Regions from separate parts of the Homo sapiens genome. Here region 1 is linked to region 2. A link is a loop called in an ENCODE intact Hi-C map of the cell type or tissue named here. Cell type or tissue: OCI-LY7. All regions are shown on one strand. Each heading gives the region's core, and the rest is flanking DNA. Links, peaks and the distances in the headings are about the cores only.

Evidence for each region. Peaks named below come from ENCODE experiments on the same cell type or tissue, not always from the same donor. Only the 100,000 strongest peaks of a DNase experiment are listed, where the experiment ranks them.
Region 1: it touches region 2 in a loop (2.6-fold over the local background); 2 of 110 quality-filtered maps call a loop at or near these places.

What each region holds. Positions count from the first base shown.
Region 1 is chr3:6,714,099-6,722,769 of GRCh38, forward strand. The region is part of intron 2 of GRM7-AS3 (GRM7 antisense RNA 3); the gene reads right to left. It overlaps LOC105376944 (a long non-coding RNA gene), which reads left to right. Exons shown (of 8, transcript NR_188695.1): 4 at 3,471-3,569; 5 at 5,989-6,173. Among named protein-coding and RNA genes, the nearest start is that of GRM7-AS3, 87 kb to the right of the region's middle. In OCI-LY7, for the core only: no CTCF peak of the experiment used is centred there; DNase peaks (open chromatin) are centred at 2,543, 3,473, 4,563 and 7,583; H3K4me3 peaks cover 2,472 bases; H3K27ac peaks cover 2,746 bases.
Region 2 is chr3:6,794,913-6,803,583 of GRCh38, forward strand. All of the region lies in intron 1 of GRM7-AS3 (GRM7 antisense RNA 3), which reads right to left. Among named protein-coding and RNA genes, the nearest start is that of GRM7-AS3, 6.2 kb to the right of the region's middle. In OCI-LY7, for the core only: CTCF peaks have their summits at 4,576 (motif pointing left) and 4,775; a DNase peak (open chromatin) is centred at 4,589.

The DNA.
Region 1 (8,671 bases), core at 438-8,437, 81 kb before region 2:
AACACTTCTGGCCCATCTGGAAAGCTACTGAGAGCAAGAGAACTGAAAGGCACATCTTTAATTTTCATTTCCTAGACTTCGCATAACTCAGCCTTGGGCCAAAACACATCATAGTCAACTCAGAGATTTTGGCCCTACCTTTGGTGTCTTCTGAAATTCAGTGTCAGAAGAGATTGAACAGGACTGTTCTACCTTTATCTAGGAAAACTACCTGGAAGGAAATATCAGCCGAGAATTTATTTTTTATTTTAAGAAAAAAATTCTCTCTCTCTCTCTCTCTCTCTCTCTCTCCTCACTCTCTCTGCCTATAGATACAAATGTTAAAGATGGGTTTTATCTGATGAGGGGAGATAGTAGTTGGGCATTCAGATTCCTCAAAAGCAGGAAGGAGGTAATTTATTGACAGAAGAAGCACCTATGTCTACAAAACAAAAAATGATCTATGGTCCTCTGTGTATAAAGGAGAATGGGAAGAAACACCAGAGACAAGTATTAAGTTCCCAAGGGGCTAAAGAGATACAAGACTTTAAAAAGGTAAATGAAGACAACATAGGTGATGAGGAAATTAAGGAGATTGACATGAAATGAGATTATAGTTCTAGGAGAAATCCCATAACTGATAGGAAAAAAAAGAATTTCTGAAACCGAAATCTGGCTAACATTTAGAAGGGAAAAACCAAATGCCAAAGAGACAAAGAAAAATCTAATAATCGTCATTGTGTGCAAAGGATTTAATAATGATAAAGAAACTAGATGCCAGATTGCAAAATGGCACATACTCTAGGAGGTTACCACACTGTGGAGCTCCAATAATAGTGTCCTGCTCTATATCCAGAGACAAAATTACTGACCTACCATCTGTTTTAGCAGCCACAAGGATTCATTTGGACATTCCAGTTTACACCCCTACCACACATTTTCAAGACAAGAGCCTGTGGCTCTCATTTGTTCCTCTAGCCGACATCAATTTTTTACATGAGAATGGAACTCAGTCTCGGGTCATTTGCACTGGCTGGGCTAACCAGTAAGAGATACTGCATCATGTAATAAAGATAATGACATTTTAGAAGGGGCATGGCAAGTGATTATGCGTGATGGGTCTTGAACCATAAGGGCATTGTCTTTGAGAAGTAGATAAATGTCTAGAAAGGAAACTAAAAGCACTAACTTTGGCATTTTATTCATTGCATGGGTTTAGACCAATGGTTCTCAACTGATGGGGTACTTTTGCTCCACAGAGAACATTTAACAATGTATACAGGCCTTTTCATTGTCACAGCTTGAGGGGGAAGGGGCGGTCACTACTGTCATGTGATAGTAGAGGCCAGGGATGCAGCTAAACGTCCTACAGCGCACATCATGGCTCCTCAACAACATAGACTCATCTGCCCCAAAATATCAACAGCGCCAAGGAGAAGAATCCTGCTTTAGACAAATACTTCCATTTATTTGTCTTTTTTGTCCTCTCCTTACAAGAGAATAATATCTTACGTGGTTGATGTAAAGAATCAATAAGATGAATCAATACATACAAGTGCCTGAAAAATGGTAGGTAGTCACTGCATTTTGAATATTATATATATATATATATATATTTTTTTTTTTTTTGAGATAGGGTCTCACTCTGTTGTGTAGGCCAGAGTGCAATGGCATGATTATGGCTCACTGCAGCCTTGACCTCCCAGGTTCAAGCGATTCTCCTGCCTCAGTCCCCTGGGACTGGGACTACAGGCATGAGCCATCACACCCAGCTAATTCTTTTGAATTTTAGTAGAGATGAGGTCTCACTAGGTTGCCCAGGCTGGTCTCAAACTCCTGGAGTCAAGTGATCTGCCCACCTTGGCCTCCCGAATTGCCAGGATTACAGGCATGAGCAACCATACCAGGCCTGAATATGAATAAATGAATATTTAAAACTATGCTTGTCAAATTTTAATGTGATTCTAAGTCTATGAAGCAGTTTGGAATAGGATTTTGAGTGTAAGGAGCTTCACATTTTAAATTACATCAAACTGCATCAGGTAGAAGAAAGGAGTAAATTTTTGCATTTTATGTAATTATAAGTAAATAAGTATTTCCTACTCTGTAGCAGCATGGACTAAAACTTTTTACAAGAAGTGTTCATCTTTTTCTCACCACCTCCAAAAGTATTCCTCAAAAAATGTGTATGGACAATTTAATGTAAATCAACTTAAGTCATTGACAAACATCACCTTGTCTTTAACATGCTAATATGTGCTGCAGATGTTGGACAGAGGATATGGTATTTTCTAAAAGGTATTTGATTATGGCAGCCCTCTTTTTCAATATGTCTTTTAACATCTCACATTAAACTAAATTATTTGAACATAGTTTGGGAAATGCTGAGGAGAAGAAAGGAAGAAAGGGAGGGAAGAAAGGCAGACGGAAAAAATATATTCATATCATCCCCAGGCAGGTGTGCAGGAAAGCAGCCTGTGGCATGACAAGAGTGACACTGTCTTGAAAAGAAACCATGATGATGACAGACATTTGAATCCTGCATATCAAGCTATTCTGCAGCAGGGTCTTAAAACAGTGCCTACAGCATAAATCACCCCTCAGAAAGATGCTTATCTAACTTCCTCAGTAACAAGAAAGCATGAGATGTGACCAGCTTTGTATGTTTTATGCTAAAAACTTCTACAGAAATGAAAATTTTCTGGAAGGCTGGAGCTGAGATCTACCATCTCCAGTCCACCCAAGACATTCCTTTCATTTGTAAGCCCCTCTTGAATATTTTCTTTCTGAGAAACTATTTGTCAGCTTCTTTCTTTGGTCTCTCAGCTCCCTCTCAGCCTTCGGGGGTAGGTTTTTATATACCTGCTCACCATGAAACAAGGTGAAATGACCAGGTGCAAATGAAATGCTATACCTATAATCATTAAGGCATAAACACATGTCATCAAGAATGGGGAAAGCCACTATCTGGAACAGGAAACAATGAAGAAAGAGAGAGAGAGCCAGAGATTTGATCAGGAAGACCCGAGGGAGACAAATACACTTAAGTTGCCCTCACCTTGACTGTGTTGAGCTAATCAAATGAAATACAGTGCTAAGAATTGGATTTGGAAACACAACGAAAATTACTCATCACAGCTATGAAACTCTTTTTCTAACCTTCATGTACACATTCAGCCAAGCTGCTCTTTCTCATCATATTCTGGAGTCTTTTTCAAAGCCGTGAGTCAGAGAATCTGGAGAAATTGTAGTAAAGGTGAAACTTGTCTACTCTGTTTAGTAGTTCTCAAACTTGGCTGCACATTTGCTATAGAATGGAAGTTTATGTCCTCCTCAAATTCATATGTTGATGTCTAATCCCCACTATGATGGTATTTGAATGTGAGTCCTTTGGGAGGAGATTGGGTCATGAGTAAAGCCCTCATGAGTGGGATTAGTGCCCTCATAAAAAGAGATATGAGAGAGCTCACTTCCTCTTTCTCTCCTCTCAGACAGGTGAAGACAGAACAAGAAAACAAACCAAGAATTTCCCCTCACCAGCCACCAGCTCTGCCAGCAACTTGATCTTAGACTTCCCAGCCTCCGTAACGGTGAGAAATAAATGTTAAAGCCACCCAGTTTGTGATATATTTGTTTTAGCAGCCCAAACTAAGACATCATTGAAATCACCTGGGGATCTTTTAAAAAACTACTGAAGCTATTTTCTCTACCCCACCACCACCATCAGAAATTCTAATTTAGTGATTCTGAGGGCAGACTGGACATTAGGACTGTTATATAACCGCAAATGATTCTATGGGGAAGCAACCTAGTAAATGTCTAATCTAGAATGCATGAAAGTTAGAAAGCAAAAGGAAAAGATCTCTCTCTCTCTCTCTCTCTGTTTCTCTCTGCTTTCTTGCCTTTGCTTTTTGAATTTTTTCTTTGTGAGTCATGTTAAAAAACTATGAGGACATCAAATAAAATAATGGCTAACATTAACTAAATACCTACTGCTTTTCATCACTTAAACTGTGCTTTATCTTTACTGATCAATTTAATTCCTCTAACAACTCTTGAGGCAGGTATTGTGAGGCTCCATGTGAGGACACATTACCTGGACAAAAAGGTTAACTAACTTAGCCAGTTTACTCAGTAAGAGACACACCAGTCTTCTCGATCCTGCTCACACAAAAACTAAAGTTGGACACAACTGAACCTGAACTTGGCAGAAAAGTCTAGTGGTTCCTAATGCTAGATGAACACTAGAATCTCATGGTAAGCTTCCAGAAAGCCCCCCTGCTATATTTTAGTGGTGTATACTTGATACTAAACACTTGTCAAAACCCACGTAAGTTTACAGCTCAAATGCTGAACTTTAATATATGTAAATTTAAAAAATCAATTCAGGAGGTCAGAGGGTTCCAAGATGGAATGTAGACGGTGACTAAGGAATCTAACTGTATTACAAAAGTATGCATAACCGCACTGAAGGAGGCAGAGAAACAAGGTGCTGATCTAAGTTTTTTTGGAATTGAGTAGGCTGAGACTGAAGGCAATAGGAAGTGTGCATAAGCACTGCACTTTAATTGGTAAAGTTACTTCCTACAAAAGCACAATCTAACAATTCTGAAACCACTCTACATGTATATAGGGTTGAACAAGTATTTAAATAGATGCTGAACAGTGCCAGATTTCTCACTGTTGAAGTGGGAGGTTATAGATGGGCAAGGGGAAAAAAGTACAATGGTCCACGTAGTAATGGATTCAAGTAGGAGACATCAGTATGAATTCAGGTTACTTTTAATGTAGATATGTATGTGTTCACAGGTTAATAGTGCCAACGTATATTTTCTTTTTTAAAACTTTTTTATTTTTAATTTTTTTAATTTTACTTTAAGTTCTGGGATACATGTGCAGAATGTGCAGGTTTGTTACATAGGTATACATGTGTCATGGTGGTTTGCTGCACCCATTAACCCATCATCTAGGTTTTAAGCCCCGCATGCATTAGGTATTTGTCCTAATGCTCTCCTTCCCCTTGCCCCCCACCCCCTGATAGGCCCCAGTGTGTGTTGTGCCCCTCCCTGTGTCCATGTGTTCTCATTGTTCAACTCCCACTTATGAGTGAGAATATGCAGCATTTGTCTGTCTGTTCCTGTGTTAGTTTGCTGAAAATGACAGCTTCCAGCTTCATCCATGTCCCTGCAAAGGACATGTACTCATTCTTTATTATGGCTGCATAGTATTCCATGGTGTGTATGTGCCACTTTTTTTTTTATCTAGTCTGTCATTGATGGGCATTTGGGTTGGTTCCAAATCTTTTCTATCGTAAATAGTGCTGCAATAAACATACAACATATATTTTCTAGTTCTGTCTACTGACAAGTCTTAGAAGCACCAATAACACCCCAGAAGCAGTGAGCACACTAAGTGCCCAGATACTGGTTTCCAGTTCCATTCTCCAATAAAAGGAACCTGGGCTTCTTGGAGAAATGGCTGCTTCTAAGGCTGGGGCAGGGAATACGCAAGATGTGCCTGGCTGGTGTTTAAAAGACAAAATGATGGAAGCATATAAAGGGGACACAGAAGCCAACTAAAACAGCTCTCAATGGTCAAAGCTGAAACAATTTGAGCAGCAAAATAAATAGCTTAATATTGGAGTATAATCCAAGGTATAAGTAAATATTTTGAGCCCACGTGGATATAAACCGATGATTGAATATGTACATAAATAAGTGGGGAGAATAGACAAGTCTCCCAATTACAGTAATTCCGAATAATTTACGTAAATATTTCCCCCTCAAGGAGTTGGAATATCACTCCCCTTCCCTTAATTGTGAGTTGCATATAATAACTTTCTTCTAGAGAGTGCAGTATAAAAAAGAAGAAAGGGTACCTTACAGTGAAGAAATCTGACAAACACCACCTCAGCTAAGTAGGTGATCAAGGTCAACATCAACAATAATGTCATGTAAATGTCATTTATTCCTGATGTGAGGTGATAAGAATGGCACTTTTTCTCTGCAGTCTTCCTCCTAAAAACCTGTAACCTCAATCTAATCATGAGAAAAGACATCAGGCAAATCCCAACTGAGGGAGATTTTACATAGTACCTGAGCAGTACTCCTCAAAACTGTCAAGGTCATCAAAAACAAAGAAGTATGAAAAACTGTCACAGCCAAGAGGAACTTAAGGAAACATAATAATTAAAGGTAATGTGGTATGTGGGATGAGATCCTAGAACAGAAAAAGGACATTAGATAAAAACTAAAAACATCTGAATCAAGCATGGGCTTTAGCTAATAATAATATATGACTTTTGAATCATTAACTGTAAAAGAAAGTATTAATATGAGATGGTAATAATAGGGGAAATTGGGTATGGGGTATATAAGAATTCTCCGGACTTTGAAACTTTTTGTGAAGGTACATTATTCTAAAATTAGAACTTATGTGAAAAACAAGCAAAGAAAATAAAACAGAATATCTATCTACTGGAACACCTTCAGAGACTCAGATTTAATTTGTCTGGGGTGAGCAGAGCTTGAGTGCTTGGTAGCTTTTAAAAGAGCCCCAGGCATTTTTAATAAATATCTAATAAGAAATGATATCCATCCAGTTTGCTAATCCCATGGCACAACTTCAGGCCCTAAGATATCCCTTTTCAGCCCAGAGATCTGTACTCTTCCCTATAGCTTATTGCAACCAATAATCAGCAAAACTATTTTCATTTTGTATGAAAGTTCCGGAGAAGCTGAGCATAAGAGCATTGAGAAAACTCTTGGAAAACATTACTAAATTTAATAGAATGCCTTGATGTGAATTAAAAACAAGAAAAAATCTTGCCAGGTGCGGTGACTCACGCCTGTAATCCCAGCACTTTGGGAGGCCGAGGCGGGCGGATCATGAGGTAGGAGATCGAGATCATCCTGGCTAACATGGTGAAACCCCGTCTCTACTAAAAACACAAAAAATTAGCCGGGCATGGTCGCGGGCGCCTGTAGTCCCAGCTACTCGGGAGGCTGAGGCAGGAGAATGGGGTGAACCCGGGAGGCGGAGCTGCAGTGAGCCGAGATCGCGTCACTGCACTCCAGCCTGGGCGACAGAACTAGACTCGGTCTAAAAAAAAAAAAAAAAAAAAAAAAAATTCATGTAGTCCCCTTATCAACTGACCCTCAAAGGGCCTCCCTTGACCCTGATGGTTTTTTTTTTTCCCCGTGCCTGGTGCCTTTCACACTAATATAAGGAGACCAGGTTTGGCAAAACAGTGCAGAAATTCCATTCATTGATCAAGTAATGGAGAACGGGAGCTCATGCTCAAAGCACCTTCTCCCTGGAAGTAGAGTAAAGGGAAATTTTTAAGGACTTTTGGGCAGGTAGGTGGAGACAGGGGTGGGGATTCCTTGAAAAAAGTTTGTTCTTCCAGGAGGGGTTAAGTATGCGCAGTCTTGCATTTTCTTTTGCATTGGCACTTTTTGCACCCAGCAAGGTACATTTCTCCCCACTGGATGGAAATGTTGGTATGAGAAAGAGGCAAGAAATCAGGTCAGGTCTCGCACTGAGGCAGAAGTTCAGGTGAAGGCAGCATTTCTGGGCTTAGCTTGTCCTGCAGGTGGTTCCTGGTTATTGGCATCTGACTGTTGTTTCTGTAAGCAAGCATAGCTACAAGCATAAGTTAGTTTCAGGGGTTTTGTGCCTTCCTGAGAGAATCTGAGTTATGCTGTGGTAACAGGTGACGGTTCCTTAAATTTGAAAACCGAACAAACAAGAAGACTTAGAAGTTATTAGCTGAAACTATGATTCAGAAGGATAATTCAATCCCCAAAATTATGGTGCTTCAAAGGTGGCAACTGAAATAAAAGTGACTACCTGTATTTTTATACAAGTTACTTGTGGCCAGCTGTTTTTTCTATGCAGATATGGGGTTCTCATTTCACAGCAGATCCATATTACAGGCAGAAACAAAAATGACAGAATCATAAACCTTTGAGATTATCCAGTCTAGTGGTTTCCCTCTGTGCTACATATTTCTTGGGAGGCTTCCTTGATGTTTAGGGGAAGATAGAGTGGAATGAGTTCCGTGAATCCGCTCTGCTTCAATCACAGATCCAATTTAACCAATTGTTTGTGTGTGTGTGCATGTGTGTGTGTATGTGTGTGTGTGTGCATGTATTAGAATGTTCTCATGCTGCTAATAAAGACATACCAGAGACTGGGTAATTTGTAAAGAAAAAATGGTTTAAATTGACTCAATCTACGTGGCTTGGGAAGCCTCACAAGCGTCACAGAAGGCAAAGGAAGAATAAAGTCACGTTTTACATGGCGGCAGACAAGAGGGCTTGTGTAGGGAAACTCTGATTTATAAAGCCATCAGATCTCATGAGACTTACTCACTACCAAGAGAACAGTATAGGGGAAACCACCCTCATGATTCAGTTATCTCCACCTGGCCCCATCCTTTACACTTGGGGATTATTACAACTCAAGGTGAGATTTGGGTGGGGACACTGTCAAACCATATCAATGCATGAGTGTATGTGTGTTTCAATGTAAGATTACATGTAAACAAAGATTTCTAATGCTAAGAAAAGCATTTAATCCACCAAACTAGTTCAGTTTCCTCAATTTACAGAGTAGATTCCTGAGGCTCCAAAAGGTGAAGTGTGTGTCATTCTGATGCCCAGTTCTGTGTACTGTATACAAGTAATGA
Region 2 (8,671 bases), core at 406-8,405:
CAGTATTTCTCTGGACCTGTGTCGTTTCTAAGAAAATGATGCTTCTTCTTAGAGCTGAAATGTCATTCTGCTCTAAGAAAATTACAACCAAGAATGTTCCTTTCTCATTTTCATTTTCCACATTGTATTTCTGCTTGCAAAACAATATTGTATTCTTGTATCAGAGAGTTTTAGGGCAAACAAAGATGATCAAGTGAATATCTGAATGTTTGGGAAAGGAGTGGACCAGAGTGAGGAGTCCCAAAATTATCACCCCAGTTGTTAAGTAGCTGAGAAGGACTCCACACATTATTAATATTTCTGGTTATCAGGCCTGTCTGAAGTTATTCCACATAATTTTTGTTTTCAGTTACAGCGATGTGTGACTAATTGTTCGTATGCGTTCTTAATGAGCATATATCAAATTTAAAAATAAAATATTACTTAAAAATACTACAAATAAAATCACACAACTTTGAAGCTGAGTTCTGTTAAGTAGCTGAATGTGTGAATTACATAAGAATATGAGATATAACCTAATGTACTAATGCATCTTCTAGTATCTATCCTACACTGCTCTGGTTAGCACCAGTGGCTCCAAATGACGAGAAAGTGTCATGACATCAAACAATAGGGCAGAATTCCACCAAAGAATACTGAACACTTTTATTAGGAAAATAGGAAAAGGAAGAAAAATAGGAAAGAGTGGCAGTTTCTTTGGACAAAATCTGAGTAAAAATTATTACCCTCAGGGTAGAAATTTTCTTAAATTGGGAAATCATACCTCGAGCTGACAGCTTGGGATATTTGTTCACAAACCTATTAACTTCTCTATAGCTTCCCATTAAACATCACAAGTAGTTTATTCCCATATCTTCTGGGCCAGTGGGCCAAATTTCGCCTTGAATTTCTCATTCCTATATTTTCTTTGGCTGTTTTACTGATCTTCACGAACTTTCTTTTTTTTTCCTTTCCTTTTTTTTTTTGAGATGGAGTCTCACTCTGTCGCCAGTGCTGGAGTGCAGTGGTGTGATCTCAGCTCACCGCAACCTCCATCTCCCAGGTTGAAGTGATTCTCCTGCCTCAGCCTCGCAAGTAGCTGGGATTACAGGTGCATGCCACGGTGCCCAGCTAATTTTTGTATTTTTAGTAGAGACACCTTGAAACTATAAGTGAAGAGGTCACCTCAAAATATACAAAGTCAAAAACAGGCTTCTGAGGAGGTAAACGTGTTTTAAATAAGGAAATCTCCATTATAACTTCTAAAATGTCATTCATTCAGAAGGTAAAGCAACATGAAAATAGACCTTGAACAAGACTCTTTTTCATGTCTATTTAAATAAGAATGCTATTGAATTTGTGGTGCTAATAAAATAGTTTAAAATTTATAGCATTATTTTCTGTATCCAAATAAGTGAAAATATTTTTTTAATATTATTTAGTATGGTTTATAGTGAGTTAGCTCTGAGGATGCTAACACTCTCTAATACTTTTCCCCCAAATGTTGATATATTTGTATTTATTCTATATAAAACATTCAAATAGTATTTTAAAATGATATCCACAGTGTCATCCAAAAACCTACAACATAATTTTTTAGTCTTTATTATAATTTCAATTATGTGGAAGTTAAACATATGTGACTATAACACTTTTTTTAGATTGTGGTTTACAAAAAAAAAAATCATTCCCTTGTTGAATAATTCAATAGGTTTATATTGGCAAAATCCATGTTCTGGTCACTTGGGTGCAGCCCCCATTAAGCCTGTAGTCCAATGGAAAAAGAGTTCAGTAAATTCTTAAAACTGAAAACTTAACATGCAGTATAATAGTTCTATGCTGGGGTCAACATAGTGTATTACAATTGCATATTGCAGAATCCTTTTATTTGAACTTACAGGTTCAGAGAGTTTCCAGGGAAAGTAACATGGAAGGTAATATCTGACAAATCAGTAAAAATCAGCCAAAGACATGGAACAGAATGCTTCATCTCAGTGAGCATTATATACAGATGTATAGGGGCAATAAAAGAGTTGGCATTCTTTAAAGAAGTAAGAGTTCAATGAAACTAGAAGTTAGAATTCCTGAAAAGATGAAATGGAGATTGGGAATAATAAGTCTGGAGTGGTAAGCTGGGGTTGCATCATGGAAGTTCCTTTCTATCAAGTTAAAGAATTTGACCTTTCTCCTAAGAGGATTGGAATTCTACAGAAATGTTTTAAATAAGAAAGCAGCCTGGTTAGGTTCACATTTCAGAAAAATCATTTCATTACGAATAAAGGATCATAGACAAATGAGAGCTGCAAAGACAGAGGCTGAGAAACTCATTTGGAGCCAGCTATAGTGGTTCCAGGTGAGAGATGCTATTGGCCTCAACTAGAATACCTCTTAGTGGGGATGGAGACAAGTAGCTGCAATCATCATATTTTTAGAAGATTAAATTGAGAGGGCTTCAGATTGGATGTAAAGGAGGGTTAGGATCAAGGGTTAAGGAAGCTAACTAGATTTGTGAGACCTGTAACAGTGGTGATTGATTCCTCAACCAAACTAGGAAACATAACGAAATTGGCAAGCGAAGGTAATGCGATCATTTGGTGGCATAGTAAGATTTTCTTTCTGTAAGACTTCAAGTGAGATGGCTAGCAGAAATTTGTACCTATGGATTATGAACAAAGTCCTTTTCAGGAACAAGATCTGAGCTAGAGATATAAACTTTGAGAATGTCAGCAAGCAGATGGTAATTAAACATATGGGAGTAGATAATATTACTTGGGGATGATTTATAAAGAAATGATTCTCAAACTTTGGGGTCAGATTAATTACCCAGGAAACCTAATAAAATTCAAAATCCTGGGTACCAACTCCAGAGTGTCTCATTGAGTATGTGTAGAATGTAGTTCCCAAACCTGTCTTGTTGAAAAGTAGGGCCCCACCCCCAATGGTTCTGATGGAGATGATATTCTGACCCCACTCTGAAGTATAATGAGAAGAGGATCTTGCTTAGTGTCCTGAGTAGTATCAGAACATAAGCGATGGACAAAGAAAGAGGAACCCAGAAAGAAGACTATAAATAAGCAACTGGAGGTACTGAAGGAAAACCGGGAGAAAAAAACATTACAAATTCTATAAGAAAATAGCGGGTACAAGAGTGGTGAACAGGGTCAAAGTGTTGAGAGATAAAGTAAAGATAAAGGCTAAAAACACCCACTGGATGTAACAAAAAGGAGGTCATCACAAAGTTGGCAGGAACAATTTTGGTAGAATTATGTGGGCTGCAGCCAGATTGCAGTGGGCTGAGGGTTGAATATGAGATGAGGATAAAGAGACAAGAAGCAGAGGCAAAATGTTATAAAAGAAGTTCGGACTAGAAGGGCAGGAAGTTGCTGCAGCAGAATGTGGACTGAAGGGTGAGATGTTTTTAGGAGGGAAACAACTTGAGTGAATGTGGTATCTCATACCTGACGTGCTGCATCCCTAATTTCATTTTAAAGTTTTTTTAAACAGATTCATTGAAGTGTAATCTATATATTATAAAATTCATCTTTTTAAAGTATACAGTTGATTTTTTTTTTTTTTTTTTTGAGACGGAGTCTCACTGTGTCACCCAGGCTGGAGTGCAGTGGTGCAATCTCAGCTCACTGCAATCTCCTCCTCCCGAGTTCAAGCAATTCTCCTGCCTCAGCCTCCCAAGTAGCTGGGATTACAGGCTACTTGTATTTTTAGTACAGACGGGGTTTCACCATATTGGCCAGGCTGGTCTCGAACTCCTGACCTTGTGATCCACCCACCTCGACCTCCCAAAGTGCTGGGATTACAGTGCTGTGCCCGGCAATTCAATGGTTTTTAATAAAATTACAGAGTGTACAAGCATCACCACAATCTAGTATTAAAACATTTTCATTGCTCCATATTCCATATACCCGTTTACTGTTAATCCACATTCTTACACTCTGCCCCAGGCACATACACATGCATTGTTGGTCTCTACAGATTTACCTATTCTAGACATTTCATAGAAGCCATACAACGTGTGTGTTCTTTTGTGTCTGGGTTCTTTTGTGTCAGAGTTCTTTTGCTTAGTATATTGCTGGAGAGGTTCCCTCCTGTTGTAACATATATCAGTGGTTTATTCCTTTTTTATTGCTGCATTGTATTCCATTTTATGGATAGAGCGCATTTTCTGTATCCATTCATCAGCTGATGGACATCTGGATAACGTCCCCTTTTTGACCATCATTCGTGAATGATAGTGCTATGAATATTCACATGAAAATCTTTATGTAAGCATAGGTTTTCATGGCTCCAGGGTAGTTATCTAGGAGTCTGATTGCTGGGTTGTATGTTAAGTTTGGGTTGAACTTTCTAAGAAATGGTCCAACGTCTTTCTAACGTGGCTGCAATATTTTACATTCACACTCTTTCATCCCTGCCCTAATAAGCACATATTCACTTACTTTTATACCTGCATTCATTGAAAAAAAAAAAAAAAGAACTGTCCCCTCTTGGATAGTGGGGAGCAAAGTAAGGTGCTGCTTTGGGTTCTGTGCATTATGGTTAGGCCAAAAATGATGGAAATATGAATTAGCATCAGCCTGCCCCCTAGTGGTGGTCCAGACTGCTGTGCAGTCAACCTAAATCCATGGGGCCAAACTTCTAAGCGATCTACTCTTTCCTTCACTCACTCTTGTCACTCTACCTCCGTCTTTTCTGGCAAAGACCAAACAGTGGGCAACGAGTTTAAGTATGCTCAAACAAATTTAGAAAGTGTATAGTGAGGTGCAGTGGTTCACCAGTATCAAACCGTCTACCAGTCATGTCTACCAGAGATATGGACACTTACTCTCATGTGTTTAAGGATCAGCTGCTGGGGGACTTGGGCAAAGTTACTGAACTTCATGTAACCTCAGTTGTTTCTTTATCTCTACAATGAGGATTATGATAACACCAGGCTTAGTTATACTGCAGTGATTCAATGAAATTTCATATGTAAAGCACCTAACATAGTTAAACCTAGAGTTGGCATTCAAGAAAAAGTAAGTATTCAAATTTTATGATAATAAAAGTGGTCACGAGTGTAGTCAAATGCTACAATGACATTCTATTCATATAATTATTTTTTATCTGTTCTCATTTACTTATATCCTATGTTTATGCTCTCTATTTAAAATTGAAATGTCTTTGAATTTAGAACTACAGTTGACTGTATTTATTTGACAGTCTACAGTGTACTGTAGACAATTTATTTGATATTGATAAGAATCACAAAAGTAACAACAATACTATCCTTCATTATTTTATAGTAACAATATATCAGGACATTTGCTAAAATCTCCCTGTATGTAAAATTTAATGCAGAAAACATTTTTATAAGGTAGGTAAAGATCTCAGTCTGTGTTGGAGAAAATATTTCAGCCACATCTTTCTCGCTGCACCCATTTTCACTACCTGTTGTGCTGCCACTGCCAATGGAAATGACAATATCAATTACAGCTGGTTGATAATTGAGAAGTATAGAGACTAGAAAAGTGTGTGTGATGTGGCTCAGATCTGGATTCTCATGATCTTTTGTTGCTCTTTTGTCAAAGAGAAAAAGTAAGACCAGAAATGACCTGAGTTTGATGATTACTGCGGTTTGCAATTCAGCAATTCAAGATAGTTGCACTCTCCTTCCCAATCCACCCTAACACCTGCTTCCTTTTCCCCATTAATAGCTAAAGTTTTCTCCCCGAAATAGTCAAAGGTTCATTGGAAATTTTATCCATGTAAAGTAAGTACATAGGCCTTCCTTTGTTTTTCTCTTAACAATGCTGCAGACTATGTTTGTTTGGAATCTGTTCTCTGATGGCAGTTGTTAAGTTATTCATTTTAATGGGTGTTTTATAACTTTAAAAGGAAAATTGTTTCCAGGGAAGAGAGCATGCCTCTAATACAGAAATCAGGTATTTAGGGGGAAGAACAATCTAATAAAACACTTTGGACAGCCCGTGATAGTGTTCAGACACACAGTTCTAGAAGAGAAATAAGAAAGCATTTCTTTGGCCAAATGTGATCTGAACCATCCGGGTTTTTGCCTCACATACTGTAAGAGACATTTATTCTCTTCACTATTCAATTATTTTGCCAGCGAGATGTGGGAATTAAAGTAGCAGCAATCATGATAACATGTGTGAAGCATCAAAATACTTTGCACTGAGCAGACAGAGATGCCAATTGTATTTTCAGCTTGGGTTTACATATGGAAAATATTGTTATTATTTCCTTCAATGTCATCAGTTTTTAATGGCTCCTATTCCATCCAATTTTTAAGCTGTAAATATAGTCTAGTATTTGAAAAGAAAATCTAAGTAGTTCTAATGCCAGAGGCTGGAACTAGTTTGCCAGCAAAATTCATCTTTAGTTTACATGTATTTGGATGCTTGATTATATGTCCCCAAATCCAGTCATAATTTAGCCCAGAATTTTAGACTAACAGAACGCAAGTGTAGATACATTTGTTTGTCTCATGCAGTTTAAAAAAAAAAATCTGTGAGCAAGCCTTTAAATATCAAGAGATTCCACAATCTTTATTTGGGCTTCTCTTCATGAATAAAAGATTTTAAAATGCTTTCTTATCCCTGAGTAGGACACCGGACAGATAATGCATACTTACACTCTACTATTTGATATTTGTCCAAGACCTCCTAAACACCTTTGATTTTTGCTTAATATTACTCGATATTTAATCTACTGAAATATTTTAGTCCGTCTTTTTTTTTTTCCCCTGTAGAAAATTGAGTCTAAATTTAAAGTGGCCTTTCTAATGCAATCTGAGCCAAAAGGTATAATTCACTTTAAAGTAATTTGGGGGCAAGCTTAGAAGTGTGTAGGCAGTAGGGCAAACATTTATTTAATTTCCTATGCTACTACAGAAACGATAATAACTAACAAACATTAAATACTTATTCTATGTCAGGTGCTGAGGTTTATATACATTATCTCGTGTAATTCTCACAACAGGCCATAAAGCAGGTGCTAAATGCTATTATTAGTTTAACAGCAATAACAAAAAAAACTCTAAACCTCAGAGCAGGTATGTGCATTGCCTAAGGTAAGGTAAGGGACTGAACTAGGACTGTCTTCTCTCTAAAACTCACTTCCTCACCACTCACTCTCTTACTCTGTCTTACCTTGACATTACATTCTAAAGTATTTTTTAAAATATATTTAGGTCCTGCACACACCTGTTATTCCCGCACTTTGGGAGGCCGAGGCAGGCGGATCACTTGAGGCCAGGATTTCGAGACCAGCCTGGCCAACATGGCGAAACCCCATCTCTATTAAAAATGCAAAAATTAGCCAGGCGTGGTGGTGCCTGCCTGTAATCTACTCAGGAGGCTGAGGCAGGAGAATCACTTGAACCCAGGAGGCAGAGGATACATGAGCTGCGATCCCACCACTGCTTTTCAGCCTGGGTGACAGAGGGAGACACTGTTTACAAATAAATAAATAAATGTTTATTTTAAATGTAAGTAATTAAAAACATAAAGCTACATAAAAATGCATATTTATATATATAAATATTCATCTTCATACTGAATAAAATGCTCAAGGAACTCTCTGCTCCTCATCACACCTTTTGGGTCACAGAGGGTCCTCTTTTTATGATGGCCCATCAAAGAGGTCAGTGTTAGGTAGCATTCTTTCCCAATATTTTCCTTTTTTTTTTTTTTTTTTGCTATTGTAAATGAATTATGTATGCACCCTGAAGTAATTAGCAAAGACGTTGTTGTTCAGCTGAATTTTAAACTAATTAATCTGACCTAATTCTTGTCAAAAATAATTAGGATAAAATATGTCCTCCCTAAGCAACTCTTTGAAGCTGAGACGCTAAAGCACAGTACCTCCTGTGTATGCACTGCTCTAAAATTGAGAGGGCCATTTATTTAACAGTTTTAGAGGAAATGCTAAAATGCTACCTTGTGAATTGCCACCTGGGCATCATCTCCTCCTCCTCCGTTTCTATATTCAAATAAAGAAAAGAAGCTGAACTAACAATGGGACTATAACATGAGTGGTCTCAATGAGCCCTTCACATCACGTGGTTTACAATTAAAACATCAAAACTGGTTAATTTCTTCTCTTCCAAAAGGCTTCCTGCTGAATATGTGTGCCCCATTTCTCAGCCCATTCACTTTTTTTTTTTTTTTTTTTGAGACAGAGTCTTGCTCTTGTCCCCTAGGCTGGAGTGCAGTGGTGTGATCTCAGCTCACTGCAACCTTCACCTCCCCGGTTCAAACAATTCTCCTGTCTCAGCCTCCTGAGTAGCTGGGACTACAGGTGCCTGCCACCATGCCTGGCTAATTTTTTTTTTTTTTTTTTTTTTGTATTTTTAGTAAAGACGGGGTTTCACCACGTCGGTCAGGCTGGTCTCGAAATCCTGACCTCAGGTGATCTGCCTGCTTTGGCCTACCAAAGTGCTGGGATTACAGGCATGAGCCACCGCACCTGGCCCACTTTTCTTAATACAAAATTGATTAAGCTATTTTCTGTCTCCCCATCCCCTACCTGCCCCAAATAAGCTTTTAAAATATCCTTAGTGATATAATGAATTGGGAAAATGTCTCATGTAATAACCAAGTCCTAAGCTATATGTTTCTAGAAAAAATAATTTAGGAAAAGCAAATAAGCAAGCTTTACCCATAGCTGCAGGTTG